Regions from separate parts of the Homo sapiens genome. Here region 1 is linked to region 2. Evidence: chromatin loops called from intact Hi-C (ENCODE). Cell type or tissue: GM12878. All regions are shown on one strand. Each heading gives the region's core, and the rest is flanking DNA. Links, peaks and the distances in the headings are about the cores only. Region 1 overlaps ROBO1 (roundabout guidance receptor 1). Region 2 overlaps ROBO1 (roundabout guidance receptor 1).

The links. Peaks named below come from ENCODE experiments on the same cell type or tissue, not always from the same donor. Only the 100,000 strongest peaks of a DNase experiment are listed, where the experiment ranks them.
Region 1: it touches region 2 in a loop (2.4-fold over the local background); 2 of 110 quality-filtered maps call a loop at or near these places.

The regions. Positions count from the first base shown.
Region 1 is chr3:78,967,455-78,984,402 of GRCh38, forward strand. The region is part of intron 3 of ROBO1 (roundabout guidance receptor 1); the gene reads right to left. Among named protein-coding and RNA genes, the nearest start is that of MIR3923, 530 kb to the right of the region's middle. In GM12878, for the core only: no CTCF peak of the experiment used is centred there; no DNase peak of the experiment used is centred there.
Region 2 is chr3:78,860,639-78,877,586 of GRCh38, forward strand. The region is part of intron 4 of ROBO1 (roundabout guidance receptor 1); the gene reads right to left. Among named protein-coding and RNA genes, the nearest start is that of MIR3923, 640 kb to the right of the region's middle. RefSeq lists a silencer at 15,261-15,555. In GM12878, for the core only: no CTCF peak of the experiment used is centred there; a DNase peak (open chromatin) is centred at 10,615; H3K27ac peaks cover 255 bases.

The DNA of each region.
Region 1 (16,948 bases), core at 5,665-13,664, 110 kb after region 2:
TGAGGTTTTGCCTCACATCCATCTAACACTCCCCATTTCACTTTCTCCAAGAGAGAAAGAAACTGGGCACTGAAGTCTTCCCGAATTTAGACTGAACTTGGGAGTAGGAGACATACAGCATTAGATGTATCTTGTTAAAAACCTTTTTGTTTCTAACAAGCAATCATGACCCTCCTTCATTATTTGTGGAGTTCTATAGCTGTAGGGCCGGTCCCTTATTTTTAGTATTTTTTAATTTTAAAATGTTAATCCCTTGTATAAATACCAACAATCTAAAAAGATCCATAAATCTAATAAAAATATTTCAACATTATATACAGCAAAATGATTTATTTAACTTATAAGAAAAGATGGATAACTAGTCTTAAATTAGGGTGAAATTAAATGGTATCTTTAAAAAAAGAAAGGCAAAGAGAAATATTTTCAAACTGGCTATATAGTTAAGGTCATAATTCTCCTGAGGTTTACTTGCTCTCATCTTCCAAAGGTGAACACATCATAAACTTGCAAGTCATTTTGAGATTAGAACGGCAAACAAATAAATGTTTTCATTTCAGTTTAAGAAACTATGAGTGGAGGGAAATCAATCTTTCATCTTAAACACAGTTTATTTTTAAAGTTCTGTTACAGAAGTATCAAAAGATCTGCAAGTTTTATTTGTTATCTCATTGGAGAGGGCATGGAATTTAATTTTAAAGATAAACCACTTTTCTATGTCAATTTTATAAGGACCTTGAATGCTAACAAAACACTCAGGTGGGAGCCACAGGAGTCATGAAATGGAAAACATGTCACTTTATAGGAACTGTATAGATTCTTTTTTTTTTTTTTTTTTTTTAAGGCAGAGTCTCACTCTGTCTCCCAGGCTGGAATGCAGTGGTGCGATCTTGGCTCACTGCAACCTCTGCTTCCCAGGTTCAACCAATTCTCCTCCCGAATAGCTGGGATTATAGGTGTGCGCCACTCACATGGTGAAATTAGCAAGCCCAGCTACTTTCACCATGATGGGGATGGGGTTTCACCATGTTGGCCAGGCTGGTCTCGAACTCCTGACCTCAAGTGAGCTGCCTACCTGGGCTTCTCAAAGTGCTAAGATTACAGATATTCTTAAATAAAATAGATATTTTAAAATGATCAACTCTTTGGTCTCCAAAAAGAAAAAAAAAAGGCAGTAAGAAGAAATTAAAGAATCAAATTTGGCCAAATTTCACTCAGTCTTCTTTCTTTCTTTTTTAGGAGTTGTTTCTAGGTCAATTCAATAACAATACAAATAAGAAAGTATAAGTTTTTGTATTCTACAAGGTGCAATGCATCCTTCTTGGCTGACAAATAGGTTTCATTCAAATAATATACCAGTAAATTTTGTATTACATTTCATTACTGGTAAGGTTAAAAGATGAATTTTATAACAGGCACAAATAGGCACCAGTGTTTTCTGTATTTTATCTTAATGAATCTCCATGATATTCCTATTTTTAAATATTTACAGATGGTTAGAAAGGAAGGCTCAAAATAGTTAAGTACTTTGTCTGAGGTCTAATTTTTAGTAAATAACTTGTCTGTCTCATCCTACTCCAGTAAGCTGAAATCATCTGATTTTTGTGAAGCTGAAGTATATATGAGTGGATCCCAAAACCTTATTGCATAAGCATTGCTCCATAAACTAATAAACTACTCTTTGGAAAACAACGCTTTTTCCCTTAAATATAAGAAGATAGTTATAATTGATAAAATATATGGTTTATTTTTAAAATTACTAAATTCCTAGAAGCTCTGTTTCTCCAAGTCAAATGGCTGCTAAACCTATAACTACTATCAACATGGAAGCTCAAATATTAAAATCAGGTCCCTACATTCATAAAGGATGAAGGTGAATGTGGTAGAAGACAGCACTACAAGTCTACAAACAAAAAGAATACTTAACTTCCATTTCCTTTTCCTAGTAACTATTTTGAATCACATATTAGTTACATTGCTAATCACTTGACACAGAATGTTGGAAACATGATAGCAGAGTAAGGTTGACAATAACATATTTTATCCTGACTCTAGATCAGGGTATTTGAAAATGACTATAATCTTAGTAGAATCAAATAAATCTATGGTGAACTCCACTTCCTGGGCATTCTTAGTCAATCTGCTTGGGAAGTTCAGTATCATCTGAGTACGCCTACTCAATGCTGCATGTGTTGCACTGAAACAGCAGCCTATTGTGACGTGTCTGGCAGAGCCACATGTGGAGATTTTAATCCCTCACATTTTCTGAAGTTTGACTTTCAAAAAACCCAGAAGCCAAACATATGAAAAGGATTATTTTATACAAAAATCATATGGACACAAACTTAATTTTCCATTGCACATCAAACTAAAAATAAACAATAATTGAAGAACCTGGTTTTTGCAGACAGTTAAATTACTTTATTATTAAATGTTGCTAAATACTCAGTGAGTTACGACTGAAACATATTTCACACAAAAACAAAAAGATAGATAAAAATTATTCTCATTTGAAACTTTGGCAGTTTTAAAATATAATCTTTTTGGATACATAGGGGAAAGAGAATGACCTACAAATGGTTATTGTGCCAGTTTATATTTTAGAGCACATTTTATTTCTTAAAATGAGAGGACAGAGGAGCCAAAGACTCATTAAAGGTGAAGAAAAAGAGAAAAAGTAAACTTACAATAATTACTTCAAGAGAATATATTTTTCATTATATTGATTTTGAATATATTAAATACTTTTCAAATGAATGATTTCCCAGCACTGATGATTCTGTAGGACTGATAATAATATTTACTTCACAGATTAAATAATTTAGAAAAAATTACTCAACTAGGTAATATATGTTCACATAACGATGTCTCCTTTCTGTTTTCCTTCTTTGATGCTGGCTAAACAGACCAAAATAATTTCTGATTTAGAATAATACTACACTGCAGGGTGATATAAACAGCTCTTTTATCACAGGCGTCCAACCTTCAAACAGTGAACTATATCTACCCCTACCATATTTTAAGGTACTTTAAAGTGAGATTTTATTTACATGTTTTAGAAACTAAAATCATAATTGTTGTTTAACTATCACTTCCCCAAATCTGAAAAATAAATAGGTTAAGAAGTTCTGAATTCAAATGACTTGTCCAGGGATTTTAATATTAAAATAATCTATAACCTAAACTAACCATAATAGTAGAATAATTAACTATTAAAATGACAAAAAAATCTTTGCAGAGGTAATAAGGAAATCATCTTCCAGAACAATTATAATTTATCCCATTTAATTCACAAGAAATGGATGCTTTTATCATCCCATTTACCATAGGGATATGGGTAATAATACAGTCAAGTGACTCACCCAAGTTTATTCAGTCAGTTAGTAATAGGGCTACGATTTCAATCTAGGTCATTTGATAGCAAAGCTCTTCTCACCATAGTTGATATCTCTGAGTGTTTATTGTTAGTATAGATTGCAAAAAAAAAAAAAGTCACTGTATCCTCATATGTGGCAACAACAGAATTAAGAGTACAAAGAATATACACATACAATACTAGAATACACATATGACAGTGTACTAGAATACACAAAAGCAGTTTCTTAGATTTGGTTCAGAGTAGAATCACTGGGGAAATTCCTATTAAAAATGTCCAGGGGCCAGCTGTGGGTGGCTCATGCCCATAATCCCAGCACTTTGGGAGGCTGAGGTAGGTGGATTGCTTGAGGTCAGGAGTTTGAGACCAACCTGGCCAACATTGTGAAACCTTCTCTAAAAAAATACAAAAATGAGCCAGGCATGGTGGTGGGCATCTGTAGTCCCAGTTACTCGGGAGGCTGAGGCAGGAGGATCACCTAAGCCCGGGAGGCGGAGGTTGCAGACAGCCAAGACTGTGCCACTGCACTGCACTCCAGCCTGGGTGTCCTAGCAAGACCCTGTCTCAAAAAAAGAAGTGTCCAGGACTCAACCCAGGGATTCTGATTTGGTAGGTCTAAAGTGTGGCTCCAACTATGTTCATTCACCAGACTATAACCTAAAAAAATGACTGAGAACTGCTGATACACAGAAAAGGAGGTCTTGCTACAGGAAAATGGGTTACCCTCAAAAGAATAAAATGGGTAAAGTGGCCAGGCCAACCATACTGCTCAACCCAGGAACCCTGATATACCTCTAACCTGCCTAACACAAAACCAAAACGTTTAGAGATCTAATGGACAAATAAAAGAGCTTCTATGCAATAGTATGAGTTAGATAAAAAATCAAATACTTTGTACTGACATCTTTTAAATATTTTTTTTGTTGTTGTTGTTGTTGTTTGTTTGTTTGTTTGTTTTGACAGAGTCTTGCACTGTCACCCAAGTTGGAGTGCACTGGTGCCATCTTGGCTCACTACAACCTTCGCCTCCTGGGCTCAAGCAATTTTCCTGCCTCAATCTCCAGAGCAGCTGGGATTACAGGCGCCCGCCACCATGCCCACTTAATATTTTTGTATTTTTAGTAGAGAGGTGGTTTCACTATGTTGGCCAGGCTGGTCTCGAACTCCTGACCTTGTGATCTGCCCACCTCGGCCTCCCAAAGTGCTGGGATTACAGGCGTGAGCCGCCGCGCCCGGCCTTAAATCTTTTAAAATATCTCAAAAGTTAATTAAACACATTCCTTATAAATAGTCATAACAAGGAACATAGCCATTGGTCATATGAGTTAATTCTCACACAGATGACTACAGTCCACAGTGTAATTTTATAAATTCCTTTTACTTCTTGCATGAACAAAGGGCTTAGTTTGAGTATTTTCCAAGAAGTGTCAAAGGCAAACCTTTGAAGGTCTATTAAACAAACAGGACAGTTCTTTCAACATCTGTGCTTTGAAAACCAGGTCAACGCTACATAGTATAATCATAACATCATACCTTTCACAAACATGAAAAATGGATCCACGGATTTACCTTAAAATAGCTCTAGAATTTTTCATTTTGAGAATTTGATGATATAATATTATGACAATGATATTACAATTTGAAAACAAACAATGTACACAACTCTGGTCAGGGCTGTACTAACTAGAGTTGTATTATAAGCTCACTAACATATAAAGAAATTAGACAGTGGGTGGCATTCCTAATTCCATTCATGATTCGTTTTCTTTCATGGATTGGTTTAAAAGATTATTAAAATCATTCATTCCCCCTCATTGTTAAGGGACAAATAGAAATTTTCTTCAGCTACATATAAACTTCCCATGGTGGCAATTTTTTGGTGATAGTGGGAAAGTCCTTGGCCTGTACACCCTTCCTCTGTTTTTCAGATATCAGGTTCCATTCCTCGATCACAGTGGTAAGCAAAGGCCTCAGGCTGGTGATACCAATTACTGGTACCAGAATACACAGATGACTAATGTTGGGGAAACTGGAATCCTTCCTGGGATTTTCCTACCTGGAGCTGGCAGGGGAAAGCTATTAGATTGTGAGATGCCAAGCATCATGTTTGCTCTTGCACAGAAAAAAGATTTGTCTGTAAAGTAGAAAAATAAAACAACCACACAAAAAGAAGCAGAGAAAAGAGAACCAGAGCACACTGATGGCACTCAGTCATTAGTTTCACTTGGCTTTTAAGTCTGATCCTGCCAATGCATTTTCTATGGCTTGAGCAAATGAGTCAATGAGTTTTTGCTGTCTTGTTGTTACTCCGTGAGTTTCTTTTGCTTGCAATGAAATAGTCATAATATACTAATTTCCCTATTAATTCCAGCTTTTCCTCCCTTGGACTGTGTCACCATGGAAAACTTGCTAGAAATTTTATGTTATCACTCCTCCACTTCTCCATTGCCTTCAAGGCTCTCTTTATCTCCTTGTCTTCCATTAAGCCTTGTTAGACCAATATCATCCATGTCCCCTTTGTACTGAAAAAAAGACCTATCTTCTTATCTATGACTAATACTCAATTATATACCTTTCATATATATATATATATGAAGCTATATATATATAGAAGCTATACAAGAAGCTATATATATAAGAAGCTATATATATATTATATATATAAGAAGCTATATATATATTATATATATAAGAAGCTATATATAATATATATAAGAATATATATAAGAAGCTATACATATATGAAGCTATATATATATATATATATATATAGCTTCTTAGGTTAATAACAGCTTGAAGGTAAACTTTTTTGCAATCACCACAGATTACTATATACTTCCAAGCATACAAGGCAATTAAATAAATTCTGGCATACTTTTCATATTTTTCAGTGAGAACTGAGGAAGTAATGTTAGCTAAAAATTTAATTTATTCAGATGAAAAAGGTTACATAAATATCGCATATTTATCATATATCGGTTCTCTGAATTGTTCTAAAGTTTTTATTCTAAACAATAATGTCTGAGGTGGACATGTAGTACAGTCACATTAAGTTTCTTAGAGAATTATTTTCAAAACTCTTGAGTGTGTATCATATTTTCCTTACAAATACGTAATCAGCATTGTACAACTTTGGTCTAGCAGAAAGTTATAAGACTGAGTAGATGAGCTACCAAAATGAAACTGTTAAGTATTCACCAAATCAAAAGCATTTTTCTTAAAGCAAAATATTCTTCCTGTTTTAATTTCAAAAAAAAACATCATTAGCGAATAATTTTTAAACCAACTTATACCTAAATTACTTATCTTCAAATATTACAGGCATCCTGTATTATATTTGCATCATGGGCCAATATAACAATTTCTATTAGTGTACAAATAAAGTCCATGGTACTCATTTCTCTTGAAATACAACATTAAATGAATATGTTTCAACAATGTCAAAGAGGGAGAGAGAACGAAAGGGAAATTCCAGTGATTCAGAACTTTAGACTTAGGAAATTAAAAAAAAGAAGAAGAAAAAAAAGGACACTTTTCTTGATGGAATGTGTTTCAATTGAAAACCGAATCAAAACTCATGGTAGCGGCTGTGGATTCTTTAGACAGATGGTGTCAACAGACCAGTCGATTAGTCAGCTTGGCAATAGAAGGATAGATAGTTTTACGAAATGCCACCAAACTCAATATACGAAAAAAAGAAAGAGGCATGAATTTGTACTCTGATACTTGATCCTGGTTACTGCATGGTTTGTAAAATAGGCTACTCTTGTCACCAGCAGTTTAGAGTTTCCTCGTTAGATTTTCATAGAAATGGTTCTCAGAACACAAAGCCAAATCCCAGAAGGGACAGCTGGGTTTAACAGGTGAAGAGATCACATCTAATGGTTTTTCTATCCAAGTCCCTCTGCTGATTTTCTTTCTTGTTTTCATACCTAATATAAACTAACAGTATCTATTCCTATTTTTCAAAGATATATCATTTGAGAATGGATAAATGAAGACAAGCAAATATTGTACCCCAAATTTAAAAGTCCCTATTTATAAATACAAATACAATAATTTAATTTTTGGTTGCTCAAGGTAAAATTCTATATTAGATTACATTTAGTCAAGCTAAAACTAGTGTTCAATAATTTTTTCCCCAAGAGCCTAAGACCATGTCTACTAATGCTGCCAAATTAAATCAGAGCCAGAAAGTTTAATTTGATTAGTAATTTTCCTGGTGAGTTTGGGGCCCTTCTAATGTAAATTAGAATTTTTATTAAAATGGGAATGAAAGCAGGATACTGAGCCCTACAGAGAAAACAGTTGGTTAAGGAAACGGGTCCTGCCTCTAAAAAGTCTCTTAGACTAATCTCACTCTTATATCTTCAATTTATACTTAAACTAAAATATCTTCCACACCAGCTCTGACAGTAAAAGCCAGTTAAGTGTACATGCTAATTAGCTCTGAATATATCATAGCATGTGAAAGATTATCTCCTATGTTCATGTCTTTGCTTACATATAAGGGGAGTTTGATCAGATAAAATAACTTTGGTAACAATTTTATCAGTGGTTTCATAAAAATAAAGCCAGTATGCCTTCCTGAGAATATTGAGAGAGAATATTGAGGGCACAGTGGATAAAAAGAATGAGAATTGGTTCTTGGAGAGACTCTCAATTCTGCCATTTAGCTAGTTGTGTAAACCTGGGTGACCAGTTTCTTAACCTTAGTTTCCTGGTTTTAAAAAAAGGGAGAGGGGATAACCACTGAGAGGAAATGAAAGATAAGGTAGAAAAGACTTAGTAGAGCCAGACATAAAAACAAGCTTTTAATAAGTTTCTTTTCAAAGCTAAAGTTTTTAGATCACAAATTTCTAGACAGCAAATGAGCAATGTTGAGGTCAAGAAAAAACAGTTGTTGAATATGTGATTACATAAGCACTGAAATTAATTCGTCCACCTCTTCCATAGCCCAAGGTATTCTGCAACAAATACAAAAAGGAAGAAAAAAGTACCAACTCTTAAGTGGTGAACATAATTATGTTTCTATATTCATGTGATATTGCAGACCATTATTTCCTAACATTCAACTTTGATCCTGAAAATGCTTTACTTGGTTTAAGGCAGCATAAAGACCTTTACTCAACAAATACTTAAAATATACAGCATAACGTAAAAGTCAGCCTAATTTTGTTCTTTTGTTAATTGTGTTCTTGTTTTTGTGTTTTCTAAATCCTAAGTTTAATCAGAATTGGTTCTTCATTCTATTAATAGGCTATGGCATCGAATAAGTGCTAAGCAAAACAGACTCAGTGCAATACACATGTTAGAACTGCTCCAGAAAGCGCAGTCTCAAAATCAAGAGCAAAGAATTAAGGCACAGTACTGAGAAATAACAGTGGCAAGAAAAAAATGGATCTTCATCCTATACTATGCAACTGAGACTCAGGGTCATCCTGCATCCCAAAGTTCAGACAGGAGCAGTTACCTGAAGAATAGAGGAAAAGGATAAAGTAGCCCTAAATCATGTAGTTTCATTAGTACTGTTAGTGCCCACCCACTTCTTGAGCCTGACCTGAGGCTGTCTCCACTGTGCCGGTGAGTCTTTGCGCTTATCAGGAACCTATGAGACTGGAGATCCCTCAGGATTCCAGCCTTCTGTCTGCCCAGATTTACATGCAGCCTATATTTTCGGACAGAGCTTCTGGCTTAAGGCACATAACAAGCCAATTCTTACCTTTATGGTACCCCACAAACCCCTCACTAATTGTCAACAAACTCTTGGCCCTTTTCTGTCTCTCTACAGCAGCATTTGCCCAATTTTAGTTCTATCTCAATCCTATGCTGATTCTGTATTTTCATCAGTAACTAACTGAACCTATATACTATATATACAGCTATTCCTTTTTGAAGTCTTTCTTCACTTAATATAACCAAGGGTGTATTCCTTCATTGTGAGAACACTAATAATGAGTCCAGCAATTAAAGCACATGAGATAACCCTATGCATAAGAGAGCAAAAACAATATATTAATTTTCTCCAAAACGTCTTTAAAGACCACTATATATGGTTGCCATGTAAACTGCACAAATTATAGCAAACCTACGTATTACCTCCTTACATTTCAATGATAAAATCAGAACTTTGTGTAACACCAAGTGCCATTTTCTTTAAATTTCTTCATGCTATTTGAAAAGGGGATTCAACTAGAACTTTAAAACAAAACTCAAAATTGGTAAAACAAAAACAAAAACAAGAACAAACAAACAAAAAACACTTCTTTCTCTTGTAAAATAACTATGGCCATTTAAGCAGAATATTTCCAATTTTCTACAGATTAAATCCCAAACCACTTACCTTGTCAGTTAAAATCATCCACAACCTCATCTCAGTCTATCTTTTTAAACCTCAATTCCCACAGTTTTCCTCTAATTTAGAAAAATCAGATTACTCACTGAGATTCCCACATGCTTTGCTTTTTACTCACACACTTCCCTCATCCTAGAATTTCCTTTTCTTTCCCATTACTCTCCTTTTTACTCTCTTCTTCAAGATATATGATTAATTAAAATAACTTTTTCTGGCTTGAAATGATTTCTTCCTGAAATGTTTTAAATCATTTTCCTTTGTTCTCTGGAATAATTACTTAAATTGAATAGAATATTTATTTTCTTCTCTCAAACAGCAATGTAACCTCCTTAAGAACAGGAACAGAAATTTTTACATTTTCATATTCTAACTGTAGCAATTAGCAAAGGATCTTGATTCAAGCAGTCAATATATATATAATATATATTTTAAAAAAAAAGATTATTCCGTAAGCTACACTGAAAAGAAATAATGGAAAGTATAAAGGAAACTAACCATGAGAAAATAAAATCTCCTGATCCACCTAGAAATATATACCACAATGTTAGTGTCACACATTTGGAGGTTCCTTACTCCTACTCACTGAGGTATGCACTACTGCTCACACTGGTAATTAGGATCACTTAGGACCTTACTGAAACTCTCACCAGTCTCTGTAGGCTGAGAAAAACTACTTAACAGTCTATTAATGTTTTTAATATCTATATAGTAAGCTGTTTTAATGTATATAAATGAATTTAAAAATAATTATAATAGTGCCATCTAAACTGGCAAGACAAAATGTCCTGCTAATTATTTTTAAACATTACCAACACATTAACCATAAACTGCATGTATTCAAATCTGCAATATGCAGCTCCAGAATCTTAGTTATTTTTGCTCTTTTTTCAAATACAGAAGAGTCTCAGTCTAGTTAGTTAAAGATTTCAAAAATTATCAGATTGAATTGACTGTAGATGATATTTTGATTTCAGATTTACACATTATAAATGACCTATTGGTTCACAGATTAAAAAAACCAGTAAACATATATGCTTCCATCTAGTGGCCAATTCAATTAACCAAGGTAGTGGGGGGATGGAGAAATGAAGAGGGAAATCCATGTGTAACTTGCAATCTCCTTTCAACCAAATAACCCTGTCCTCCTTGGACCAAGTTTCTAGACTAGGTGTCTTCAGTTTTTACTTCTTCCATAGACTGCTGCTTTACATTTGTTTGAAATGCTGAGAAATGACAACACTGGTATTAATAATACTAATGGCGACAGGCACTTTGGGAGTCCTTATTGAACGCCAGGCACCACACACAGTATTGCCCATATTATCCCTAAGCTTCACAGTGACATTATAAAGTAGGTAATATTATCCTCATCTTGAAGGTAGAGAAACCGAGACTCAAAGAGGTGAAGGACTTTCCCTAATGTCCCATACTAGTTAGCAGCACAGGGATTCAATTCACATCCAGGTCTAGTTCTGCTGGTGCAGAGCCTTGTACTTTTTCCATAATATTCTGCACGATTAAAAGGAAGTACAGTATATAAAAAAGAAGTAAAGGGCCAGATGATCCTAAAATAGATCTTCGCTCTCAATAATGAAAATCTGACTTTACTTAAACTGAATGAGTTAATTTTAAAGTTCTGTAGACTGTATTCCCACCATCTCCCTCCCAGCTGAGGTCAGATACAGCTAGAAATCTATTCTCCAACTATTTACAAACCTCCTTATCAACATTAGTACTCTTCAAGTTCTGACATCTCCCTTCAGGGCAGAAGTATTTATTTAATTATCAAGTACAGCTTGAGGAACATCAGGCTCTTATTCATGGTTAAGTAATTAAAAACGGAAAACACATCACCAAGTGCCTAATATATGCAAGTATGAATTGGTTCAATTGGTGAATGTTTCCCCAGACTGCATTTGTTTCTTATGGACGGGTGCTGTGTTCCTGTCCATGCCTCATGGCTTTCAGGGTTTGCTAATTAGTGCTTTCCTAATCCCATTCAGAAAACTAGAGCAAGTTTGTGCCATTCCCCTTCCATAAATGAGTGGTCACTGAGATTAGGTCAAGCCAGCTCAGCCTACAATAGCATCCTTAATCAGCCAACGTGAAATAAAAATGAGGAAAAAATCCGGGCTTTTATCTCACACTGTCTTTGGAGCTAATTAAAATGCACAGGCTCTTCCTGCCGTTACAACCCTGCTGTTCCATACACTAATAAGGCAACAAAAGGTGCTGAAAGCAATGGACTGAATAATTGTTGAAATTTACAGTCCCTTTAAGGAAACTGTTAAAAGATTTCTGTCTCCTCAGCAATGTAGATAAAATTCTGACAAAGTATCACTAAGTAAGATCTCTCACATTTATATTAAGAATCTCAGAGATTTGGGGAAACTTAGGATACTATAAATTGATGACTGTTTTTCCTGACACTGTTTTACTTCTTTAGCTTTCAACCCCCTTTACTAACCAAAGAGTTAAAACAACACTATGTTCATTGAAATCTGTCCCCAGAGTGCAGAGGGAGCTCTGCTGTTTTAAGGGGGTCTATGAAAGCCCCCTGGCATAAGAAACAAAAAGGTGGGAGGGGGAAGTGAGAGAAGACAGGATGCGGGCAGAAGGAAAGAAAATGAATACACACACAAACACACACACACACACACGAGATCTACTTGGGCTCACACCCTTCCTAGTCATTTTACCCGCCAAAAATAAATCCTTAAATTAATAATCAACAGTAATAAAACTGCTTTCTAAAATAGAAAAAGCTTTTGATCTTCCTGTTCCCTGCCTCAGGGTATTCCTTATATTTATTAAAACGCACCTTGAGCATGTTACAAGTAAAACAATAATTTCCTACACTTTAATACATGTACAAGCATATAATTTAAGAAAACATTTGCCGAGGGACACCATATGTTCCAAACACATATATTCAATTAAATTAATGTTATAATTATATTTAAAAATCAATACATTAAGTAAGAATTCAGCATGTTCAAAGAGGCACATTAGCCCAAAACTGTAATTATAAGAAACTGACCTACCTTTCTAAGACTGAGCAGGATGTTAGATGTCTGGACAGATGGTAAGGATTACAATCACCACTCCTTGCCTCCTGTCCCACATGTACCTCAAAAACATCCATACGAACAACATACAAACTTTCATCTGTGTTTGGCATAATGTCACCATGCCACAGCATTATGAAAACTTCAAGAGGAATCAACTACTTTCATGAACCTACACAAAAACTCTAAATATTTTAAAAATATAAATACACAAGGTTACCATTTTAATAAAGCATTCTTTTCCAACAGGAGAATATTCTTTATACCAAAAACTTAAATATCTTCTTGACTATCTTCATCACAGGTTTCCACATGTAAAATTGCTGTTTCTCTGAAGTCTGATATTCATTTAACACAAACACCGTAACAATAACTACTAGTGTTTGTAGCATAGGAAACTGGTTGAAAGATCTTCAGTTAAAAACACCACCACCACCAAACTTTCCATCTTATGTGGAACTTAGTTTCCTAGGTCTTTTTTCCCCCTTGCTTTGGTATATGTAATTCTATAAACCTCCTCAAAACACTTCAGTCCATGGAAATAAATAAAACTTACACCCCTGGTAAATACAGCTAAGATAACTCATAAAGAGAGATAATATTAACTATGAGGAAATAATTATTGGAAATAACTTGTGAGTTTTAAAAATATTTTAATTTAAACTATAAACTACTACCAACATCCAAACTGTTGTTACATTCTAAGTCATCAAAGTCAGAGGATGATGACAGTCATTCGTATAAAACATGGGATATGTGTTATATGTGTTAACTTAATAGTTTCAGCAAGATATGAAATAGATATTACTGTTTCATCCATTATAGAAATGAGAAAACTGGAGCATAAAATGTTTAAAAAAATTCGACTTTCCCAAGCTCACATGGCTGGTAATTGGGCATTGAGTATGCATACTTAATCATATGCCATTCTACATAATTAAATAAATTATAGTATATTACAGTTTATTTTATAGTACCCTAAATAATAGTAATGGTTCACATTTATAAAGGGTCATAGACTATGAATGTTAAGATCTTACACAAATTCTCATTTAAATCTTTCAAAAGCCCATTACCATCACCCTCTTACATGACTATCAACCAGCATCTCAAATAACAAAGAAATGCCCCACATTCACTACACAAAACTCAGGAAGCAGTAGCACTTATGTCTACATTAAATACTGAACTTCTTGTTTTAATTGTGGTAAAAAACATAATATGAAATTTACCATCTTCATCATTTTTAAATAGACAATCCAGTAGTGTTAAGTATATTCACATTACTGAGAAACAGATCTCCAAAACTTCTCTTAATCTTGGAAAACTGAAACTCTATATACTCATTAAACAACTCTCCCTTTTCCTCTACCCTTAAAGTAGTACCAGGGCTCAGAGAACAATACCCGAAGTATAGCACTTTGTCACACTGAGCACTTTTGGATTAAAATAAATTGGAAGGGCTTGAAGGCCGCCTCAGAACCAAGGACTTCCCAGCCTTCTCTCATTTCTCCGCTCCCATCCCCTGGCCCCTGCCAACACACACACACACACACACACACACACACACACACAAAAACACACCCACAGTGAGGGACTTTCCCTAGAAATTCCTGAATCTGAGAAAAACTTCTTCCCAATGAAATCCAACTGTCTTAAAACCCCCACTGCAGGAATCTCATAAAAAACAGAAAAGATTAACCACCCAAGAAGAAAAAGACTAAAAGTTGTTGCCACATCCAGACAGCCTTGTTCTGTATTCTACTGAGGGCAGCTCCCAGAGGTTACCTGGGAGACATTATCTGCATAATTAGACAACCTTTGTTCACAGGAAAGTTCTACCTCTTGCCTTTCCAAAAGTTGTCATCACCTCCCGCAAGAGCTCTGAGGACATTTGTCCCAGGCAATCCTGTGTTCTTTCGGCTCACTGATTTCTCCTAATAATCATTTACTACCCCTCGGAATTACCTACACCCCAATTCCTTCTCCTTTATGAAGAGGGGTATATAAGTACCTAAATCTCATTGGATTATTGAGTAATCACTCTCCTATGATTTTCCCGCCTGCATATTAATACCTTTGTAAGCCTTTTCTCCTGTTAATCCATCCATTGTCAGTTAATTACAGTGAAGCTTCAGAGAGGACAGGGGAAGTGTTCCCTTCACTCCTACAGTATTCAAATAATGAGCATTTTTGCATCATACACACGTCTATAAACAAACACACATACATCCCACCAAATGCTAGTACTGGGTTTAAAATTGCATTTTGCTTTAGGAAAATAATATCTTAAAATTATAGAAATATCAGAGATGCTGACTTAAAGTCATTTACATTGTAAAAGTAAGCCCCATAGCTGCCTTTTTGTAAATTTTACTTTTTTCTTTTTTTTCTTCAAGATGGAGTCTCACTCTGTTGCCCAGGCTGGAGTGTAGTGGCGTGATCTCGGCTCACTGAAACATCCACCCCCCAGGTTCAGGAGATTCTCCTGCCTCAGCCTCCTGAACAGCTGGGATTACAGGCATGCACCAACACGCCCAGCTAATTTTATAGAGATGGGGTTTCACCATGTTGGTCAGGCTGGTCTCGAACTCCTGACCTCAAGTGATCCACCGGCCATGGCCTCCCAAAGTGTTGGGATTACAGGTGTGAGACACCACATCTTTTTTTTTTATTTTTTTGAGACAAAGTATCACTCTGTGGCTGGAGTGGAGTGGCATGATCATGGCTCACTGCAACCTCTGCCACCTGGGCTCCAGGGATCCTCCCACCTCAGCCTCCCAAGTAGCTGGGACTACAGGTGTGAACCACCACACCAAGCTAATTTTTGTAGTTGTTAAAAGAGATGGGGTATCACCATGTTACCCAGGCTAGTCTTGAAACTCCTGAAATAAAGTGAGTTTTTACATTTTCAAACAAGAAAAACAGCTGAGGTCACTGGGAAAGGTTTTAATGTGCTAATCGCAGCTATCTATTAGAGCTAAATGTCTGAGAAAGGGAAATTTGAAACTACGTAACAACAACTAAAGAACAAGTTTACACACTCCCTTCTTTTCACCTTCTCCCCCTATACACACATCTACAGGCTAATTTCCTAAAGGGAACACAAAAACAATTTTTAAATTAAATTACCACATGCACCATATTTTTCTTCATTGCTGAAATGCAAATGCAAAGAACCCTCGAAGACGTTTAAAGAATCTGCTTCTCAATTCTCAGAGTTCAGGACATTTGCTATAATGCTGATCAAAGAAGCATTTTGTATTTAAATGGCCATAAGATTCAAGTATTCAAACTTTGCATAATAAAAAGGTAGAACAATCTAACAAAACTAATAACGTAATCTCTATTTCAGAGGCTGAATCACACTTGACAATATAGAGAATAATACAGAAAATTACAAAAAAGTTAAGCAACAAAACACAAAAATCTTTAACATAAAGGGATAGACAGGTCTGATTTTAAAATAAATAAAAAGGCAAGGATGTGACCACTGTCACCTATAAATACAAATATTTGAGTACTTAAGTACTTGAGAAACTAGCGCCATCTTGGTTTCAGCTGGAGGGCGACTGGAGTGGCAGGGGTAAAGGGTGACACTGATAGGTTTATTGAAAGTGAGGAAGGCAAGCTTCTTAAGAAGAAAAATTTAAGGCCAAATGGCTCAGTTCAGTTAGTACAAGTAACTTGTAATGTGGAAGTGGCAAAGTCCAATAAGGTGAAACATAAACATGGTTAGGAGAATTCATGCTATTCATGCATATTATCCATGAATCCATGCTATCCATGCATTAAAAATAACATCATTAATAACGAAGAATAATATAAAAAAACTTACATTATCAAGGCTTTGTGCCAGACACTGCTCTATGCTATATTAATATTTTACTTTATTCCCTCAATAATCTAATGAGAGGACTGTGGTGGTGGTGGTGATGATGAGGATGATGATGATGATGACAATGACCATGATAATTTTATATATCCACTTTAAAGAAAGGGAAATGGAGGCTTATAGATATCAGGGGAGTAAGTTGAGGCAGTCCGACTCCTGAGCTTGTGTTATTTCATGAGATGAAGAAAATTAGCAGTTATTGCTAAGCTTGCCTTTCCCAAACCACAGCTGAGATGATTCAGAAGGTAGATGAAGGG
Region 2 (16,948 bases), core at 5,950-13,949:
TTCATTTTCCTTGCCCAGATCCCATGTGGCATCCCATGTGGGCTTCGGCTCCACCAGAGGTACATTTTTAGCCCATGCGAGAACCTTCCAGAACCCTTGAGGTATAATCTTTAGCTGTCCACTACTACTTGCAGCTGCACTCACTCCAGCAAATGCTACCTTTTCCTAGAGAGGAAACTTTCCCACCTTCACCCGAAATTCTATCTTCAGTTATGAAGTCTCACTGTGGGAGTTTTTCTCAGGTATCCCAGATGGTTTCATCTGGATTGCTCTTACCCACTAAATTTCTTCTACCTCATTTTCATATGTGGTTTAGCCTTACTTAGTCTCAATATGAGTTTTCAGGCTTCTTGTTCTTAACTTTTTCATTAAATGACCTTACCCATTCTTTTGTCTCAACTATCATATTTATGCTAATGAATTTCCTATAGATATATCTGGCCTGAAACTCTTTCAATTTCCTTCTCAAATTTTTACTTTTGGACATTCCATGAACATCTGTATTAAATGCACAGATCCAAACTCCTTATCTTCTCACTCAGAAAATCTATTCATCACATCTCCATAATCTTGGAATAATGGCCTCACCTTTCCCAGTTGCTGAGGCTAGAAAGCGTCATATCTTGACTCTACATTTACCTTTCTGCACATTCAATTCAACATCCTGAACGTGTTTTATAACATAATTGCCTCTTTCCATGTCTACCGGCACAATCCTAGCTTCTAATACGCCTTCTGCACAACAGCCTTCCAACCAGTCCTGCCTGCCAGTCATCTCCCACATTGACACTAGACTTTAATTTTCTAGGACATGACTTTTATCATTATTTCCTGGGGTTTAAAAGCTTCACTGCCTCCTACTATAGAATTCTAACCTCCTAACAAGGTTATACAAATTCCCATTTTCATTACATATTGCCATGAATCTTCGGAAAATGCCACTTCCTGAACACAGTGTATGTCTTTGCTCTCATGTTATGTTGTTCATAAGACAACAAATACCTTTCCCTTACACATCCTTCAGGACATACTTCAAAAGCTACCTATTCAAGAGAGATTTCTTTCTTTGATCTTCTTTTCTTCCCATTAGAAATAACTGCAATTTCCTTTGTGTCCTCAGCCACCTTGTTTATAGCTCTGAAATCCCTTATATCTAGAAATATATAGATTTTATTCCCCAAATAGACTGTAAGTTTCTTAAGCATCCTATGATATTTAATACAAGCTGCTCAAACAAGTGAGAAAAGGGAACAGGGAAAGGCTGCCTGCCTATGGCTTATATTTAGAATATTTAGATTTACAACAACCTAAGGGTAATGGACAGACCAGCTCTCCAAAGATGTCTATGCCTTAATCCCTAGAACACGTGAATATGCTAGCTTGCATGAAAAAAAGGAACTTTGTAGATGTAGTTAAGGTTACCGAACTTAAGATAGGAAGAGTGGGCTAGATTATCTAGATGGGCCCCATCTAATCACAGGAGCTCTTAAAAGCAGAGAATTTTCTCTGCTTGCATTAGACCCCAAGATGGAGGAAAAGGAGAAGTCAGAGAGGCTCTAAGTGTGACAGACTCAACCACCTTGGCTGGAGTGAAGCCACCTGGAAAGCAAGAGAAGGCATAAAGGCAATCTTTAGGGAGAAAAGACCAGCCTCTGAATGACAGGAGAGAGAAAAAAAATAGGAAACTCATTCTGATAACCACTAGGAATTGAACTGCCAACAAGTTGAATGAATTTGGAAGTGAATTCTTTTCTATAGCCTTGAATAAGGAACGCAGCCCTATCAACACCTTCTTTCCAGTCTTATCAGACCCTAAGCAAAACACCCAGCTGAACCCGCTCAGACTTCTGACCTACATAAATTGTAAGATATTAAGTTTGTGTTGTTTCAAACTGCTAAATTTGTGGCAATTTGTGAAGGCAGCAATAGAAAAATACTACAACAAATTAAAAGCAGAAGTACTGTCAAGGATGTGAGGATCTGAGTGTATTAGAGTACCATAGGATTGATTAATCCATGAAAAGTCAACAACAAGGAAAGCCTTGGTAAATTTAAATATGTTAAAAGTTAATCATTTATAAATATGGTCCTTAGTTTTTTTCTACCCTGAAGATACTTCAGAGATATGATATAAACCTCTCAGCAATTAGCAGAGGGTAGTACTTGGGTGAGGAATGTTTATATCAGAATTTCCAGAGCATCATGTCATTTTGGTAACTCTGATACACCATTTCCCTAAATTCCCCTCCATACTTTCTCTACTCCAATTAGTTGAGAAATAGCAGCTTAGAAATATCAAGGACCAGCTCTGAATTCTGAAGACATTATTTAATGAAGCTTAAGCTAATGCTGCCCTAATAAGATCCAGTTTTCAGAAGAAATAACTGACTACTTCTATAGCAGTTTAATATCTAGAAAAACAACAACAGTGATTACGGAAAGTCATTATTGAGTACTTACTCTGAACCAGGCAATGTTCTGTATGGCATATCTCATTTAATTCTTTCAGTAAACCCATAGAATGGTCTCTCTAAGTCTCTATTGTTCTGATGAGGAAACAGGAAAAATGAGTTCACTAACGTGCCCTGTGTCTCACACCTAGTGAGTGGTACAGGCCACAGGCAATTTAGAGACAAATATTATCAATATCTGATCCATTTAGAACTCTATGAGCCTATGACATCCACTGAAACTCTCTCCTATTTTATATAGCCCATACTTGTATTTTTCCCTACCAACTTTCAGATTTTTACAACTAAGTGCAGGAAGGAGCAGCCAGGGGGGAAATGTGCAAACTATGTGTGAAGAAACCGTGTGAATGCAGAAACCTAGCCAGGGGTAAGCCAGCAAAGGAGGTTCTGCCGAGGGACTGTCAACTGCATGCATGGGGTTGGGGAAGGTAATCTCCCTACCACTGAGCCAACAGCTCCTCTCAGAAACTGCAGGACTAAAGCCAAAAATTACACTTGTTTTATAGTTTCTTCATTTCAGGGGATTCTTTGAATCTGAAATTTCATATACTTGGTTTCAGTCCACCATGTTCTTTCAGTTAAATTTCAGCTGCTTTTAGTTAGAAGGCTAGGGAAATATGCCAAAATATACCCAACAAATGCAGTCGGCATTGCACTGCAAGCTATTTCTGGTCCAACTACCAGGAGTTGAAAGAGTTAGGGATGGGAGAGTCCCTCCACCGTCAAAATCATTTTTGGTGAGTGCTAGATTGACATATGTCTCATCTGGGATAGTATGGAAGAATTCATGGCACACTGATTCAGCTGAGAATAACATAACTTTTTATGTTCTGCAATTAAAATTTATTGTTACAGCAACCTGTTGCCTGTAAAGTGCTAAGGGATTACTGCCATCATAGCAATATAAGGGCCTTCAGATAGCTTGCTTGCTGCTTTCTATGCTATTTACGTAGTTCACAATTACATTTACTCCTTCTTCATCAGGAGGAATATGTTAACTTATTACTTTCCAAACCACACTAATCAATCCTATTCATCCCTCTCCTCCTAAAAACAAGCAAACAAAACAAACAGTTGGCTTCATGGCTTATAAGGGAATGCCATTTACCTTTTCTTGAACTCTTTCCTTTGCCTTGAATGATGGTAGCTCTTAGCCAAAAGAAATAATTCTGGCATCCACAATGTTTATTAAAGTGAAGACAAATTAATTGCCTAGTGGAAGCAATTTAATTTGATGGAATTTCTATATAAATTGATATAGCATATCCCCAAGGAAGCATATACATGAGGGTCCTATACCTTAGTAATTTTAATAACATTTAATTTATAAGATGGCATACATGCAAATATATTTTTCAGACACAAAAAAGGGAATAAAGAAGGCATTACTTTTTACAAAGCAATGCATAATATTTGAACATTGATTAATTTCCTAATTACTAAATTGAAGTTAAATTAACCTTGAAATTCATTTTCAAAATTGGATGAAGTAAATACATGTATTTTGAATTAAATGTAACCATTTTAGTATCTAATGGTAATATCATGAGAATTTATACCTCTCATCTTAACTGTAATGCATGTATGTATATATACATATATACACATGTGTGTATATATACATACATACACTATGTTCTTTTGTAGAACTTTTTTTTAAGTCACCTCTCTAGTTTAACCCTGTTTGTACACAAGAAAAAAAAAAGATTTTTCTTTCAGAGGAGAGCAAGAAAAAAAGAAGTATAAAGAAAAAGGGTTACTACTACCCAATGTTTAATTATAAGATCTTCGTGATTATAAATGGTTTGAAAAAATGGCTATAATTTTCTTTCACCTGATAAATTTTCACGTTTGATCGCTACTTTTTTGTATTTGGTGGCAATATCTTTACTAAAACAGACTTCTATTTTTGCATTACCATTCACTCATTTTCAAATGTGATACATTATTTGAATTGGACTGGTGATACTACACAACTATTTTGCCTGGCTTGTGGGAAACTGTTTAGATCAGGATGTATGTCTTCATATTTGACTTATTAATTTGAACTGGAGTACTCAACCACAGATCCCTTTGAGCAGTACTTAGGGGAAAAACAAATAACTGGAACAAAATGTATAATCAATGCCAAATAAATAACAATAAATTGCTGTGAAAATTGCCATAAATGTCACAGCAATACTTCTGTGGTGAAAATGCTACATTGTTTTGATTTTTATCACAACTAGTGAGTATACTTTAATATCAAAATGATAAAATATTTTCTCACCACCATATGCTTTACTCATTTGGGGTTACATAAATCTGTTGTTCTAGTTTTAACCTAAGAATGTCTCACAAAAACTTCATGGCTTGATGAACGCTTTTTTTTTTTTTTTTTGAGATGGAGTCTCGTTGTGTCGCCCAGGCTGGAGTGCAGTGGCACAATCTTGGCTCACTGCAAGCTCCGCCTCCCAGGTTCAAGCGATTCTCCTGCCTCAGCCTCCCGAGTAGCTGGGATTACAGGTGCCTGCCACCACACCCAGCTAATTTTTTGCATTTTTAGTAGAGACGGGGTTTCACCGTGTTAGCCAGGATGGTCTTGATCTCCTGACCTCGTGATCCTCCTGCCTTGGCCTCCCAAAGGGCTGAGATTACAGGCATGAGCCACCGTGCCTGGCCATGGATGAACTCTTTTTTACTATACATATAACATATTGTCTTGTATAATACAGTTATACATTTACAGCTCATTAGAGTTACACTTTGCTAACTCAAAAGGACAAGACTCCTTAGTTGACAAACCAACATTCCAATATAAAGTATATTTAGCCTTACATTCAAACACTGGACATAGCTCTCGAATAGAGGATATACATATAGATCTCCTAATATCTGTATCAATATCTATATGTAACAGATGGATTCAGCCAAATTCAACTGTAACAAAGATATTTCTTGGAAAATCTGTCTCATGTTCATCAAGCAAACTCAAAATATTGTGCATGATGGAAAATAAACATACTTATTTTCTTTGTATTTTATATGAATATTTGTATACTTGTAATTGTCAGTCTGCTTATAATTAAATTTAAAACAGGAAAAGGGAATAAAAGACAACAATATTACAAAATTATTATAGATGAATAACAATCATTTGTCAATCAAAAGCAATAGAGCATTTAGAAAACTATTTCATTGTTTATAAATACTAATATTTGTGTGAGTGAAAAAATTCATACAGGACAGCATTTCCCATGGGTGTCCCTCGGATCACCAGTGCCTAAAAAGGGATGCCTTGCCCAAAATAAGGTAGAGAAGATAGGACTGCTAAATGCCACCATTAAGAAATCTGTTTTGCCTCTATTTGCCAAATTTATAGACTATAGAACCCTTCTTTCCATTCGCACCCTCCCATGCCATTTCCTTGAATGTACATGGTTTAAAAAATAATAAAATAAAGAAGCTAATATTATATAGAGCTAGAACCAGAGATATATTTTGTAATAATGCATTGTTGTAGGGTAAATTTGCATAGTAGTCCAGGTGACTAAAATGAAATACATTTGGGAATCTCTGAACTCTTATATTGTTTAGTAAGTATTCACATAATCCTTGGGGAATACAGACACACCTTAACTTACATGGTTTTAAAATGGAGATGTATAGTGATAGTTCATATAAGGCTCTGTCTATATTGCATTTATCTCTTGAGAATAGAGGGGCAGGAGTAGGATAATGGGAGAGAAAAATAAATATAGTCTGTAATTCTAGACCACGAAAGATCTCTACTGGTGTCACACTGTGATACTACACGTAGCATCAATTTACGCAGGAGAGTTTTAGACTGTAATAGATCCATTTGTGCTTCAGTTACCACTAACCAAGAATGCGATTACAAGAAGACAAAAATTTCCACTACGTTTGCCATTTGTATTTGAAAGACTTGGTCTATCATTAATTTTGACAAATTGGGACATTATTTCCATTGAAGTTTCTGTTTATCCTGGATAACAACTCAGTATTTCATTAAGGAAATTCGTTGCCCTTAACTTGAATATTTGAAGGGATCGTTTCTTTACCGCAAGCCCAAGCAATCAGTTCCATTCCTGTGCATTCTTTTCTTCAGATTATTGTTCCATGAAGCTACCTTGTCAGGAAACTGGAAAACTGCCTCCTTCATTTCTATTACCTTAGAAGTATTTGTTGACTTATGATTATATCTCCTTTCATTCTCATGGGATAAGAGCAAAATGCTAGCAGTCTAAGAATACAGGAAATTGAAATTTTGTCACCTGCAGAGGACTAAAAAGTGTTTGATTTTTTTTCCCCTTCTATGTTAAGAAAGGATCTCTTGTGCATGAAAGAAAATTACCTTCTTTTCAGTAAGACACATCTGGAAATATTCTTAACTATAGTCTCACAGAATGACTAAGAAAGCTGATACCAATGTTTTTGTGATTTATTACAAGAATGCAGTAGAGTCTTTAAGGGATGTTTTCTTTTACTCAGCTATTTGCTTGGGAATCATGATGCAACTGATAGCCAGAAACAGAATTTTCTCCACGGAAGGGCATTTTGCTCCGGATATCTATACACTGCATCAAAATGGAGTTGAAACCAAATAACCCAGTGAGCTCTTCAGACTTCCAGAAATGCCTTCCAGCTTTTTTAAAAGCCAAATCAGCTACAAATTTTCTTCAAGTGGCCCACAATAGAACCCTTATCTTGTGATTCATAAAACCCTCAACAGAAGACTTTTCTGCCATCTCCGAAAATCTCATACTGTGGGGCAGAAAATGTGACTATAGAAGAATAACACAATTTGCCTCAGAATTGAGACTAATAACAGAACCTCTCCGTCTATTCTTGTCTTAAAGGCCTGTTAGAATCTCGACAGGGAGGAAAGTTTCCCTGCTGATAGAGTTGTAGCATATCAAAAATGAATCATGAGTACAAAGAAAGATTATTCTGTTCAATGAGACATTTCTTACACCCTTACTCAGGCGACAGCATTTCTGCCTAATTACCCAATTACTACTGACGTAAGGTATATGGAGAGAATTAAGGGCATGAGGAAAGGGAGCACATGGAGCTGCCAAGATGTGATAATACCATATTCCTATTTCAGTAATGTACTGAAAAGATCAGAGCACAGAAGAAAATGAATATGGTAAACATTGCAACATACTCAGTAACAAGATTACTTTAAATACTATGAATGATGTCAGTGCAAACCTTGGAGGTCTTAATGAAAAAATAAATTCAAGTTCTAATTTGGAATTGAAAAAGAAAAAAAAAGACTACCAAAAAAGTTGACATTACCCAATACCCTACTTAAATAATAACAGAAATAAATTTAATATGTGTTTAAAATGTTATTGTCTTTTCTTTAAATAGTGGCATCGCTTTTAATATACACAGAAGAATTATCACCTTCTTTAACAACATAGTCTGGTATTAGAGATCACACACTTTAATCCATAACTTAAGGCACTAGCCAAAGGTAGAGACAAAACTATAATTGATTTTGATTGTTAAAATCCGCATGCTAAAATTTCAGGATAAAATAAACACAGGAAAATTGAGCCTTATATAACACTGAAGCAGGAAGGGAATTATGCACTCAAGCACAGCATAAAAGGGGAAAAAAACACACTTGGTACATCACAGCTGTCTTCCATTACATATAATTATCCATTCTCAGCCTGAGCTAGTGAACAAAAGCTTAGAAAGAACAATGGGTATGTAGATGTCAAAAAGGCAATATTCCCCTTTAAATATGTAACCTGTTATTTTTTAAAGAAGTGTAGATAGAACAAGAACAACTTATGTCTGTATTATAAACTTTTTTATTTTCTCAAGTTTGCAAAAAGTGATGTTAAACATATTGATCAATAAGGAATTTTTGCTATCAGACAATAAGTTATGTAGTTACTTCTGCTTTAGAGTAAGAATAAAAAAATTAAATAAAATTTTAACTTGGGACAAATAAGCATTATAGTTTTTTTTAAGAAACTTTTTTATTGCAACAAACAATTCAATGAAATTGAAGTTTAACTATTTACCTTATTCAAATTTTTATCACCGTTATAACCCCAATATTTTTAGGGGTAAAAAATTTGAATTCATCTGCCTCTTTAACTGATCAACTTACCCAGTAATTAAACCTATGTGTAATATCATATGGGTTGACTCCATTTAAACCAACATTTTTTTGTGATAAGGGTTTTAAAATTTTATATTTGCTTTCTACCCACAAACAATACATTTTAAACAAACGTTGATCTTTCTTTATGTATGCTACAGTGAAACAATGTAATGAGGAGTAACTTTAGTGTATAGCTCATCAACATTTGGTCATTCTTTCAAGGATTCAGATGCTTTCTATGGCTTATTTTACCCTGTTGCCAGGCTGGAGTTACAGTGGCATGACATGGCTCACTGCAGCCCCAACCTCTTTGGTCTCAAACAATCCTTCTCCTTAGCCTCCTGAGTAGCTGGGACCACAAGTGCGCCTCCACACCAGGTAAATTTTTTTTTTTAATTTTTGGTAGAGGCCGTCTCACTATGTTGTCAGGGCTGGTGTCAAACTCCTAGGCTCCAGTGATACTCCTGCCTCAGCCTCCTTAAGTGCTGGGGTTACATACATGGGCCGCCACCCCTGGCCTGGCATATTTATTTAAACTACCTCAGCCCCAGTTTCATAATCTCAAAGAGAGAATATTAGTAATACCTTCTTCACTGAATTGTTCTGTGGATTTAGTAAATTAATAAATGTAAACCAGTGCCTGACACATAGTAAGCACTAGAAATTATTGGTGATTGTTACAATTAAGATTAACTTTCACCTCAAATTCTTCCTTAACTTTAAAAAACTTGGATTGCATTTTATAATATGGTTTTCAAAGAACCACCACACCTGGCCTTTCTATAGCTTTTGGAAATAAGTTGATACCATGGCAACAGAAAACAAAATCTTATGGAAAATATAGGTCACAAACTTAAAGCAAAGAACAATCTTATTTTTAAGGAGCATTTTTGTCTTTCATTTGTATTCACTGTTATTTTTCATCTGCACCAAATCTGTATACCACCTTTGTCTCTCTCATGGTTTGTTCACTTGATTTGCCTTAGAGGTCCTGACCCAACCCCGTCCATTTGCCTAAAAGTGACAGAATACCGTAATGAAGTTAAGTTAGTAATAATTCCAGAGGTTGCTGATATTAGGGTTTGTTCTGATACTCAATACTATCTTCAAGCTCCCAGACTCTCACTTACGACTTCTACATGCAAGTGTGTTTTCCATGTTTCCTCTTGTAAGCAAAAGATGAATCCTGCAGATTGAAGCATCTCATTCTCACACAGTATTCTCAGAAGGACAGAAGAGGTTAAGAGTAAAAAAGCATTCTCTTGCATTGCCTTACAGGGAAGAAATGATTCTTACACAAGAATGTCCTCAAAAGGACAGAAATTGGTAGGAATAAAAGGCTTTCCCTTGCACTGCCTTACCAAAAGGAAATGTTTCCCAGAAGCACTAGAACAAACTTCCTCTGTAAACAGGAATCATGGCTGAGCCCATCATCAATGGCAAGGATTTTAAAAGGATTGCGAAAATTGCTGAGCCAATCAGGACTTATCCTCTGGGAGTGAACACAAGGCTTTTGAGGTAATTTCAAAATACTGTTAGCAAGAAAAACCATTGAGCAGAGACCGAGAAGTGTCACAAGCCAACAGTACCTGAATCTTTGGACCTGGCCCTCTACTTAACTTAGCTACATGGCCTCGATGAAATTTTCTTTCCTTTGTTAACCTGTTTCCAGATATGCAAAATAGGAATAAAAATAACCACACATGCTTCATAAAATTATTTTAAAGGGCAAGTAATATATTATATGTAAAGTACTAGGTCTATTCCTGGAATATAGAAAGCACCCAGTAAATTACATTTCTCGTTAGCTGTTAGGGTGCTATCAAAAATACGAGATGCTGCATCACCTCTGTTAAGAAAACCTGCACTTGCTTGTTTGATTCCAAGAGTCACCTTCTGAAAGAAAGCAAACCCAAAGCCATGTGAAGACACTGATGCCCATGCGAGTGTGAATGTTTGGAGAGGGATGGAGAGCGGCACAGGGAAGTGTCATAAAGCCTGGTTTACCTTTGTAACCCTACATATGAGCCCACATTTCTCAGAGCCAGTCATTAGGAAGGTCTGTGGTTTTTCATGTGAGTCAGTTTCATTTTTATTATGTAATTTAGAATACACTGAGCTTTAGATTTTCATCTTATGCTTTAGGTTTTCATCCTTTCTATTGGTTTATTAAATTCCTTTTAAGGGATGAAAAACGGAGCTTTCTGATCTTAGCTCTAATTTCCTACGGCATCAGTTGATTTTGCTACAAGATGATGTTGTGTGTGTGTGTTTTCATTCACAGTGCTACTTAATTTAAATAAGATGACATACATTTTACTATGGATCTGATAAAAATTAGGTTGCTACTTTTGCACAATTTTCTTTGTATTATACTTATATTTTTCTAATTCTGTTTTTACAATGTGTGAAAAGAATGCAAGTTAAATTTTTGAATCTACTGTCCTTTCATAGCGCTCAGTACTAGAAAAAGACATTATTTGCATTTATAAGCTTTCACAGCAAAAAAAAAAAAAAAAAAAGAATTTGTAAAGCTAGGTTTCTGGTTTTATAAAAAAGTAACCAACTAATGAAAAATTTTGGTCTGACACAGACCTATTTAAGAATTTCTATATCTATTACCTAAAAGTGGAATTACCCCACCTATTGCTGTAATATCATGCTGCTGATGCTCAACTATATTAAAACACACAATAAAAATGAAAGAAAACCATCTGTCTTTGCTTTAAATTCATGACCCATCTATTTTAAACACAAGAGCTTTTCTGTCACTTGCTATGTTATCGACAATATGAGACTTTAGGTTGAGTCTAGGTCTCTCTGGGCCTTATTTTATTGCAACTATTTTATAAGATGTGAGCATAAGTTGCCTAGCATATCACTGTTTTCTGAGACTTGTGATTACATATACTCTAGCCTGGGGAATTTTCTGACTTCTAACAAATACTCTTTTCTGTGACTACTTGTTCTGACCATCCCCCTCCATTTCTCCTCAACCCATCCTCCACCAAACCTGACTGATGTTACAGTAAGTAGGGCCACTCCTGGGGGAACACAGACAACCTTCCCAGAACTGCCTGCGTGCTTTGATAGGGAAGTGACTCCCAGCTACGCTGAGTTTGGGGGAAGGCACAATTGTCTGGTTTGATAATCTTGTCTGGACTTTCCAGCTCTGCTCTTGTTTCAACTTCCCCTGCTGCAATCTGAATCTATTCTGGAATCCTAACGGACTGGGAAAGAACAAAAGAATTTTTTTTATTGTTACAAGGTTGATGACCTTCTGTTTGATGTTTGACAGTGAGAAGGATTAGTTTCTTTTCCTAACAATCATTAACTGCCTTTGCAACCCTAACATTGTATCAAACAAGCACAATGAAGAAGAAATTCTGTTTAGTTAAAAATTCAAAATTAAATACAAAGTGTCAGGGAGGAAGTGGGGCAGTGCCTAGGTATTTAAAAGCAGATGAGTTTTCAGGTTGTAACACTCACGTTATCAGTAAGCTCCCTGGACAAATCAAGGCATTTGTCCTTCCAAGGTTTTATTTAATTCAATAGCTTGAGTATAAGAGTTACAGAAATTCCCATGATACTGGTAATTCCCAAAACAATGTTTCTCACTTCAGAAATCTTAAGTGAAGAAATACTTATAATATGAAGTAGTAAGGGTGTTTCAAAAGAATAGGTCTTTGTAAGATTTACAAATTGTAATCTGTTTATATTTCTTACCTCAGGAAAAATAGTACATCATTTACAGTTAAGAAAAGGAAAAAATGCCTGGATTAAACAAGACTTACCTGATAATGTTCTTTCCTTTCTTTCCCTTTGTGGAATAAATATTAAGAATCCCATATTCTATTTTATTTACTTTAAATTCTTTTCCCTCCCAAAAACAGTCTTGGGGGAATATTGAAAACTCACCTCTATATATTAAAGGGTTATGTTTAAGTCTCTAAATCAGTCAGCCTCTCTCTACTTCCTACTTTTCTTTCCTCCTTTGTCTCTCCAAGGGAACTCAGGTAGTTCCGTCAGTCAAAAGGGGATGCATTGTGCCACTGTACTTGGACCTCCCTCTGGAGATATCCAATTTTGTCCTATCTCTTCCTTCGAAAAGAAAATAGATGAGCTGGCTAAACTGTTAGATCTCACTTCTGGATTCTCCACAGAATTCTGTCTATGAATTGAAACCCCAGCTGAAACAACATCAAAAACATGAATTCCAATTTTTTTTTCCAGAGTGATAGTGTATGAACGTGTTTAATTACTTGTCATGTGCTTGCGACCAAGTAAACCTCTTCTTACCTATGAGTAAATAAAAAATACGAAGCCAATTTTGGAAAATATTCCTACAAAAATTTCTAATATTTGAATCATATAAAGGGCTCAATATAAAATTAAATGATAAAGGAATACTTCTTCAACAACTAATACTTACTATCATGTATATTCCTGAGCGAGGTTAGGAAATTTTTAAAAAATGCTTTCCTGGGAAGAAAAGTTGAAGAGTTAATGAATATTCATTTTCTGTGTTCATCTGTTTCTTTTCACGTGACTTTTATTTGGGCCATAACTTTATGCTGGAAAGTTTACACTTCAATTGTCTCACTGAATATATACAGCAATACTATGACTAATATAGTTACTTTCATTTCAGTTTTACAGCTGAGGAAACAAGGACTTTGGAAATCAAGCAACTTGTCTAAATTTGGATTCAAACTCAATTTGTTTCTGTAACCCATACTCCATTTATCACATACCCCCTTGGAAATTTAAAGAGAGGATTTTTTTTTTAATGATATGTGACTTCAATTACTAACCTTAAAGTATGAGCAACGGGCATAAGCAAAGATTTTTCCATCTTGCATTTTCAAAACAATATATTGAATCAGATTAGGTATTAAAATATACTCAATCACTGTATCAAATTGCAGCACTTCTAAGAAAACGAATTTTAGCCAGTGCAAATATACTTAGCAAGCACATAGTAGGTACTAAATAAATGTTTACTAGGCAACTGCTTATTAAAATACACCTTTATTTCATTAATATGCTGTATTATTTTACACACATAAAACTCCATGTTGTGAAAAATGGTGAGGTAAGATAATTTTTTCTCAAAATTCATAGCCTTTTAATAACTTTTTAAAAGCCAACTTAAAACTAATTTTAAATTATATAAAATGTTACCTCAAAATTTGCATTATAACTTATAATGCAAATGCTAATGTATATAATACTAATACACCGTAATAATACATATATTATAGTTACAATATGAGGTCTTAACAACCAGTACTAGAGAGGCTAAAAATGCAGGGGCAAATAAATCTTTGAAAACTTTATGTCATACACTTTCAAGTATTCATTATATTATGGTTTACTTTTGCTTTATACTAATTATTAGCTCAAAAACATTTATTTAAAAAATTGAACTAGAATTTTAAAATATAAAAAATTTAAACTAACAAGTTAGTCAGTTTTACTATTAGCATCAACCATTATAAGTAATTCTTTTCTATAACAGATCAAAATCTCAGTGAAAATTCATAAACCACAATAGTTGTCTCAAATTATTTATGTTGTCAAAATAACAATAAGACTATTGTTACCTCAATAATAGTTACCTCAAAACAAATACCTCTATTCTATTTATTTATTAGATTCAAATAAATAATCTTATATTCAAATTCAACACCCATCTGTTTCACTTTGAGAATGCACAAATAAATGAATCCAGTAACAAATGAGAGCTTCAACATACATTTAAAGATAGAAATCTGAACATAGATGAGGTGTGTAGAACTGTACTGCAATGTTAAACCAAACTATCATAAATCTACTGAAAAGTCATGGGAAAATTAGAGAATTCCAAAACTTGGAAATGAAATTTTTTATTTTAAAGTTCTGAAAAACAAAATCAGATGAGTCTTCAGTCTGTACACAAATGATCTTGGCACTAATTTCGGACTTCTTATGAAGTGATTCATTTTTAAAATAGATTATAAATGATTAGAAAAGGAAAGGAATAATCACTAACATAAATCATGACACCCATTAGGTTTTCTGGATAGTAGATCAGCAATTGTGATAAAAATCAAATGACATGGAGAAAGACTGAGAGAGACAATTAGTAAGCTTGAGAGCAAAAGCAAACTCAACACAATTAAAATAAAATGAAGAAATAAACCATAAAGTCTGGGATCGTGACATTATATAAATGATATAGATAAAATGTAAATTGAAAAACAATGAAGCCTTATAGTTAGGGTAACCTGGTTTCACTGATTACTAACTTATAAAGCTAGAATAGAAAAAAAAATCAATTGCATGCACTCGGAATAGCTTATGGAAATATTTACAAAACGTCCACCAGTCCAAAAAAGACTGAAGAGAGGGTATGTTGCCAACTGAAAACTATCAGAATTCTGGCCAAGTATCCTGGCAGTCTCCAAACATCAGAACATTCATTCAATTTGGTTTTAGGAAGCAAAACGTTACAGAGAGAAGCATGAAAATCTGTCCCACCTGGAGATTAAAAGCAGAATCAAAGTGAAAAATATCAAGCCCTTACCTGACACATGTTAGGAACTAACAACTAAAAGAAAAAGGAGTTATTAGTAAGTCCTTCACATGTATAATCTGTACAATTTAAAATCTACTTTAGTGTCAGATTTTGTTACCTGAAATCAATCATCATTTGCCAAAAGAACTATATCAGCATAGTAAATATAAATCAGGGCTTACTTAATGAAGATTCACCAATAAAGAATGCAGAATTAGTGTGCAAGACTTATTCACATTATAAGAACAGTAAAATGACTAGAGAACACAAAGTGCCAGGAATAGAAAGGAAAGGTTACTCACAGTTATGTAGTCAAGAAAAAATAATAATCTTCAAGGATGAATGATGTTGTATTTTCAGAACTCAAAACTATTTCCATGTTTTGAAAAGTATCAAGTTGCATAGTAACATATGCAAAATTTTCAAAAGAAAGATAAATTTTATAGCATTCAAAATAGTTCTACAGAGTGTAACCAAACATAAACTAGTGCATGGATTTAGAGACAACTATACTTGAAGAAAGAAAATCTTTAAAAAACTGTATCAACTTAGCCATAATTATATCTTGTTTTTATGAAGACCAATTAACTTGATTATGTGTTGTGCTTATTGAGATTGTCGTATAGTCTATTAATAAGTTCAGAGAAGTTCATCTTAAGGTAGTAAAAAATTTAGTAAAAAATTAGCATTTGGCTTTCAAATATTTTGCTACACACGTAATGCACTGCAATTGATACAACTGATGATTGTTAGAATAATAAATTCAATTGATCCAATGTGAGATAAAGTAAAACCACATAAGAATACATGAAAATTCCACATTTAAACCAAATAGAAAGTCAAGATACTCTTAAATAAGCCAGTCACTAATACAGCTGTCCGATGACAACCACTCAACGTCAACACGGGAAACATGGTAAAGAACGTACTGTGGAATAGTCTATAGGAATACATCCTGGGAAAACTCTGCTGTGTTACATTTAAAATACAAAAATACATTTGGTCAAACCAGATAAATACAAGAATAGATACGTGAAGACTCTAAACCAAAGGTGTATCTTTAAAATTCCACTAGATTTTTTTTTTTCTATTTGAACTATTAAGACCCTTTATTCAAAGTGTAATAACATCATTTGGGATTAACTAGGTGTGACTGCATGAGTTTGTTTAAGGCCAATTATTATGTGGCTTGGTGTCTACGACAATCTCTGCACATTCAATAGGACATAAGCAAGAAGTATTATCGCTGCTAGATCCAGCGACCTACAACAGGGCCTGACATGTAGTAGCCAGTGAATACAATTTATTAAATAGATAAATGAAAATTAAAATGATAAACACAAAAGCAATCAATGTTACTGACATTTTGTAATACTAGACTTGGTAATTTGGGACATACATATAATATCCACATTTTAAAGTATAATAAATGAAAAAGAACATAGAAAAGAAATTATTGTGGAGCATTTTAAGACCTCCAAGAATACATCTATTGAGAACAAGAAATTCTGATGTAAAACTAACATTTCCATGTGAAAGAGAATGGAAGGACAATGGAATAACAAAAGAAAGTCAGTGAACACTGTTCTATTCATTAGAACAATTCTCTGATATGAAATAACAACAAGAATAAAAACATCCCTAAAATAAATCTAATTGAATGAAAAAAAAATAGTACATTGGCTTAGGCTGAATTTCAAAAAGAAAAAAAATCAAACAGATATTCAGATATCTTAAGAAATACTTAAGAAAAATAAGTCTGGTATATTTTAAAAAATAGCACAGGTC